Regions from separate parts of the Homo sapiens genome. Here region 2 is linked to region 1. Evidence: chromatin contacts called from ENCODE Hi-C or POLR2A ChIA-PET data. All regions are on one chromosome and are shown on one strand. Each heading gives the region's core, a stretch centred on a gene start or an enhancer-like site at or near the end of the contact. The rest is flanking DNA. Distances are from core to core; before and after follow the strand shown.

What was found. A loop is a pair of places that touch in the nucleus more often than their neighbours do. ChIA-PET counts read pairs that join two places held with the same protein, here RNA polymerase II (POLR2A). Pooled maps may share reads with other maps.
Region 2: a map of spleen shows a loop between it and region 1 (4-fold over the local background). The contact joins two enhancer-like sites. A Hi-C loop is called at or near these places in 4 of 168 maps with a recorded cell type or tissue (GM12878, IMR-90, dorsolateral prefrontal cortex and 1 more) and 2 of 50 pooled maps. POLR2A ChIA-PET finds 5 or more read pairs at or near these places in 2 of 52 experiments (MCF 10A and Panc1).

What each region holds. Positions count from the first base shown.
Region 1 is chr11:35,906,899-35,910,014 of GRCh38, reverse strand. No RefSeq gene overlaps it. Among named protein-coding and RNA genes, the nearest start is that of LDLRAD3, 36 kb to the left of the region's middle. Within about 2 kb of position 1,799, at least 8 of the 41 ENCODE cell types and tissues checked have a DNase peak (open chromatin) inside an H3K27ac peak, as active enhancers do.
Region 2 is chr11:35,967,958-35,970,953 of GRCh38, reverse strand. All of the region lies in intron 1 of LDLRAD3 (low density lipoprotein receptor class A domain containing 3), which reads right to left. It also overlaps the pseudogene WEE2P1. Among named protein-coding and RNA genes, the nearest start is that of LDLRAD3, 25 kb to the right of the region's middle. Within about 2 kb of position 1,278, at least 2 of the 41 ENCODE cell types and tissues checked have a DNase peak (open chromatin) inside an H3K27ac peak, as active enhancers do.

The sequences.
Region 1 (3,116 bases), core at 550-3,049:
GATATTGGCAAGGTTTACAGGAAGGGCTACTGACAGTATGAAAAACTCAAATCCAAATTTCCATTTCTGCATTTCATTCCTGTAATGTTGGAATGTATTAAAAACAAAAGTGTAACCTTTTTTTGTAATGTAACAATTCAACTGGGTGGTTTTTTTAAACATCTAAAAACAAAGAAGACATTCTATGGGTAGAGAAGAGTTAACTGGCCTACAGAACAGCAGTGGAAGATAAAAATGGTGGTTCTGACTGGCAACCTGTTTCACATGGACAGCTTTGCATGACTGTGTCTGTTTTGGAAAGTTTGACTTAAAACATTTGCATGATTGTTTTGCTAGGAACGAAACACATTAAGGTAAATGCTTTTGCCTGAATATCCCTAATCTCATTGTGACAGGTTTGTATCCAGCCTGGTTATAGCCAGGACTAACTCTTCTCCCACGTTCTTGCTAATTGGCAGCAGCAGACAGTGTGTGAGTTGGGATATGTGAAAGATGGAGAAAAACAAAAATAAAGCCAAACTCTAAAACTCCAATCATCTTTAATTAGTCAAGAAAAATCAACAGCTTGAGAATGTACACCTACTAAGACAGCGAGAAGGGATGGCTACAAAGTGCTTCTGTCTCTAAGGATCTTGTGCCCCTCATTTAATCTTCCCTGGCGTTTGTTTGTTCCACATGTTAAAAAATGTTATCCTCTGTTTTTACCAGAGGTAGCAGTGCTTAATTTAGAAATTTTAAAAATGCAGAAATATCCGTAATAGATCTGGTGCTACAAGGTCATTCTCCCTGTCTCTGTTTCTCTCCCTGATGGTAGAGAATATCCTATATTGTGAGAATAAAAATAGCCAGAGTCAGATGTCAGTTAATCAGAGTCTACCTAACAGGATGGTTAATCAAAGCACTTTTTTTTTTTCTGTTTAACAACGTGGAATAGTGAAAACATCATCAACTTTGATTCTCTGGAGCCTGGGCTTAAAATCTTCCATGGCTTTCTAGCTGTGTGACTTTAACAAAATCAATGTACTTCTCTGAGACTCAGCTTCCACACTAGTAAAATGGTTTTGTTATAAATACACACACACACACACACACACACACACACATATACACACATATTTTTTTTTGAGATGGAGTCACACTATGTTTCCCAGGCTGGAGTGCAGTGGCACGATCTCGGCTTACTGGAACCTCCACCTCCCGGGTTCAAGTGATTCTCCTGCCACAGCCTCCCAAGAAGCTAGGATTATAGGTTCCCACCACCACGCCCAGCTAATTTTTTATTTTTTGTAGAGACCGGGTTTCACCATGTTGGCCAGGCTGGTCTCAAACTCCTGATCTCAAGTGATCCACCCACCTCGGCCTCCCAAAGCGCTGGGATTACAGGCATGAGCCACCAGGCATGGCCTCGTTTTGTTATTACTAGTAGGTAGTGTGTGATAAGGATAAAAGTAAACAATACATGCAAAGCAAATTGTTGGAACTCAATAGATATTAGTCCCATTCCCTGCCTCTCCAAGACACAACATAACACCTCCCATTCACATAATACACAGTTATTTGTTGTTGTTACTGTTGAGTGTTTTGTTGAATACTTTTAGAAAAAAGAGTAAAAAGTATTAGAAACCAAACCAATAGTGAAGATTTAAATCAAACAAAGGCAACGTCTGTAGCAAGGTCTGGGGTGAATTTATGACAGGTATGACTCATTGTCTTCAGTTTTCTATGCACAAAGGAAATGAGAACTGGCAGTTCTTCAGGATGACCCTAGCATTCTGCAAGATCCTCAATCATCTCTGAAAAGGGACACTGTGTTCCTTTTTGGTTAGGACTGTTTGGTTGCAAGTAACATAAGCTGCCTCAAGCTGGCTTGCATATGCATTTTGAGGTGTGTGTGTACACGTGCCTGTGTGTGGTGAAGGGGTAGTTCAAAGTGCCTTATGGAGCCAAAACTTGTAGAAACTACTCACTGTATATCTTTTTCATTTTTACTTTCCCTTACACTAGTTTTTGCTTCTTGTCCCAAATGGCAGAAAAATTGCTGCCCCACAATTCTAGAGGTTATGTTATAGATCCAAGCGCATGAAGAGACTGATGCAACCAGAGTTTCCCCCAATTTGAAATTCTCAGAGAAAGAAGCTGATTGGTTTAGCTAAGTTCCGCTGTACACCTCAGCTCCAATCATCTGTGGCTAGGAAGACAGCATTGCACAAACACAGGTGAAGGAGGCTTACTCCTAAGATCCTGAGGATGGAAATAAAAGAGGAGTTTCAAAGGGTGGGGAAAGGTGAGTGTCATTAGGTATAGACACACCAAAGGTGTCATTCCAGTTTAAGTAGTAGGGGGGAAGTGAACTAATATAGAATAATTTTTAACAGCCAGAGCCAGAATCTAAAAGGGTTTTGGCTTAGCATGGTGGCTCACACTTGTAATTGCAACACTTTGGGAGGCTGAGGTGGGAGGATCACTTGAGCCCAGGAGTTTGAGACCAGCCTGGGCAACATAATGAGACCCCGTTCTACAAAAATAAAAATAAAAACAAATTAGCCAGGCATGGTGGTGCATGCCTGAAGTCCCAGCTACTCAGGAGGCTGAGGCAGGAGGATCTCTTGAAGGAGTTCAAGGTTGCAGTGAGCTATTATCACACTACTGAACCCCAGTCTGGGCAGCAGAACAACATTCTGCCTATTAAAAAATGAAAGTAAGAAGGTTTTTTTAAATATATACATACCATAGTTAAGCCAAAAAATTCAATTAGACCAAACTTATTTTACCTTTCATGTCAATTATAGCAGACACAGATGCTTGCCTACCTAACAGCCTATTCTCTTTTCTTCTAAGTTGACCGTACCACACATTTACTTGGGTGTCTGCTCCATCATCTTATCAGTCATAGATAACCCCCATCCCTGTGTTTAGATGTAAATTAGTCTAATAGGTGCATTGTGATCCTATTTGCTGTCTAGTTAGTGGCTTAGACATAAGCATGTGATACAATTCTAGCCACTAAAACTCGATAGACAGTCTGCTGATAGGCCTTTTGCAAAGATTTTTTTATTCTCAGTGATGAAAAGAAACTCATAGGAACACTCCTTCTTCTTTTAGATACTTTTAGATCT
Region 2 (2,996 bases), core at 29-2,528, 61 kb before region 1:
GACAGAAAATACCAGGCCTGTATCCTCTCTATAAAGGTAAAGGTTCCCCCAGAGTCAATCAAGGAATCTTCTGGCCAAATCCAGGATTAGAAGCAGATCTAAACTGCAACTGGGCAATCTCCCTTTGAGACTAAACTGCTCATTAAGATGTCCTAGATACCCAGCATTAGAAAGTTACCACCTTGCTGGCTCCATCATGAAAATGAATGCATGGACTTGGCAGCGGCATTATGCAAGACCTGATTTGTCTGTCTCCACTTATGAACTGAGTGACCTGGGGCAAGATGCTTAACACCTCTCAGCCTTGATGTACTCATCTATAAAATGGGGTTAATATTCTTCTAAGTAGTTCTAACTATACTAATTCCAAGGGCTGCTGTAATTAATTGCCACGAACTGAGTGGCTTAAAACAACAAAAATATGTTCTTTCACAATTCTAGAGGCTAGAAGTTCAAGGTGTCGGCAGGGCCATGCTTCCTCTGAAAACTCCAGGGCAGAATCCTTCCTTGCCTGGCTTCTGGAGGTTGCTGGCAATCCTTGGCATTCCTTGCCCTGCACCTACATGCTCCAGTGTCTGCCTCTGTCTTCACAAGGCCATCTTCCCTCTGTGAGTGTCTGTGTACCCCCTCTTATTACAAAGACACCAGTCATGGGAATTAGGGCCCACTCCAGTCCAACAGAACTGTGTCTTAACGAATTACATATGTCAAGACCCCATTTGCAAATTGGTTTGCATTCACAAGTACCAGGTTTTAGGGCTTCAGTGTACCTTTTCAGGGGACACAATTTAACCTGTGACACCTACTTGAATGATTGTGAGAGGATTAAATAATGACCTAAAAGCACTAAGGACAGTACCCGGAGCACACAGTAAGCACTCCACACAGAACAGTTTTCCTCTTCCAGTGTGTGGCTAACATACAGCAGGCTACTTTCCCAGAAGATCAGGCCTAGCTTCTTTGCTCCTCATAAAAACAAAAACCACAAGCAAGAAACCAAAAGCAAATAAGCCGGTATCCTCATGGCTAATGCTGTATTAAGACTTTTAAAATAAACAAAGCAGGACTTGGTACCATGTCACTGAAGTAAATATTTTATCAGTGGGTCTCTGAAAAAAACTCCACGCATGCACGTGGGCCCCACATGCCTCCTCCCTGGAGGAGCTGGTTCTGCCAATAAGGGGCCTCAAGGGCTGCTTGAAAGCAGAGAGGAGTTTACTCAAGGTGTGCACCTCTGGTTCCAACATCTGGCTGCATTCCAGCTCAGCAAAGCCTTCCAGAAACAAGGCAACACGGGGCCTATGGACACCTAAAGCCCATGCTGAGGCTGAACCCTGAGCAACCTCAACACTGGTGCTTCCCAGGAGAGCCAGGCAAGAAAGCTCAGCCAAGGAAGTGATTAATAAATCATGGGCAAAGCTTTTTCCCATTCTCTGCTCGGTGGAAACCAAAACGCCTATCACAATGATCAAAGCTGCTGCCTGCAACTTCAGATTGACTTTGACTGAGCTCATTAAGTCATAAGCTTCTGCAGAGTGGATTTTCTCCATGGATAATGCTTGAAAATTAGGAAGTTAAGTGGCTTGGGAGAACCTGGGACCCATTAACCAACTAGCCAGTCAGAGCTTCCATTAAAAGAGGAAAATGGCTGAAAATCTGAAATCTGTTCTTGGGCAGCTGTTCAAAGATTCTATTATGAGTTTTCAGGGGAAGCCCCTTGGGGTTCACACCAGCGTGAGCAGAGAAGCCTCCATGGACATGAAGTGAGAAGGACCTCGACCGAGAAGACAGAGGCCTGGGTTGAAATCCTGGCTGCATCTGGAATATTAGGGATTTCTTTCCTCTCTCTGAGCTTCGGTGTCCTGAGGGGGAAGTGCCCCCCAGTCTGAGGCATGTGGATTCCACGGCTGGAACCTGTGTATAAAATCGTGACTCTGAGCCGGGGACTTGGTACGCACACCATATGCACTTAGGAAAGGGCTGTTCGTAAACAGATCTGTAGACGACAGAGTCCCATCTGCCAGTTACCAAATGATGAGGCCACACGTGAGGAATTTAACCATCTGAAACAGCTAGATGTTAGCTGGTAGAGGGAAAGGCAGGCTAGAGTTGTGAAACCTGCCAGGTTAAATAATTTTCTCCTCTTTCTGCAGAATCACGGTGTTCTCTTGCAATAGATCTTGCCTATGTTGTAAAGCTCTTTGGCTGAGATGGATGACAGAAATATTAACAAAAAACTGAGGCATTAAACATAAATTAAATTAAAACATTAAAACTGAGAAATTAAGCTTTTCCTGTTTGGAAGAAGAGACTCAGAATGTAGGGCAAAAGAAAGCACAGGGAAGCAGGGAGGCCCAGAGCCAGATCCCAGAGAAGAGTGAAGTGCAGAATTCAGAGGCAATGCTTACATTGCCCAGGACTCCTCTCAGTAACGTGCATGAACTCAACACACCTCGGGAAAAAGAAAAAGAAGATCCAGATCAGATTTTGAGGACTCCAGTGTCACACCTTCTCAAATATCCTGAGACACCAGGCCAACCAGGCAACAGGAACAAGCAGCCACATGGTGCCAGCCCCTCTACTCCCAAAAGCCCGCTGAGCCAGACGTTATTTCTCCAACAGCAAAGCCTCCTTCCAGAGGCTCTAAGCATTTGATGCTCACATCCACTCCTCCCAAGGATGAGATGACCTCACTGGCTCTGGTCAATACTAATCCCTTCACCCCAAAGTCCTATAGAAAATTATTCCTTCAATCCAGTGTCAAGAGGAAAATTCGAGATGATCTTGAGGAAGCTGGTCCAGAGGAAGGCAAGGAAGAACAAGGGCTGCCTGCTGAGACATGTGTTCTATGAGAAACCAACATGGCTTCCTACTATAAAAAAGAATGCTCGGAGGTAGAAAAAATTGGGGTTGGTGAATTTGGTACAGTCTACAAGTGCATTAAAAGCCTGGATAGAAGTGTTTATGCAATAAAGCACTATATGAAAACTTTTTCA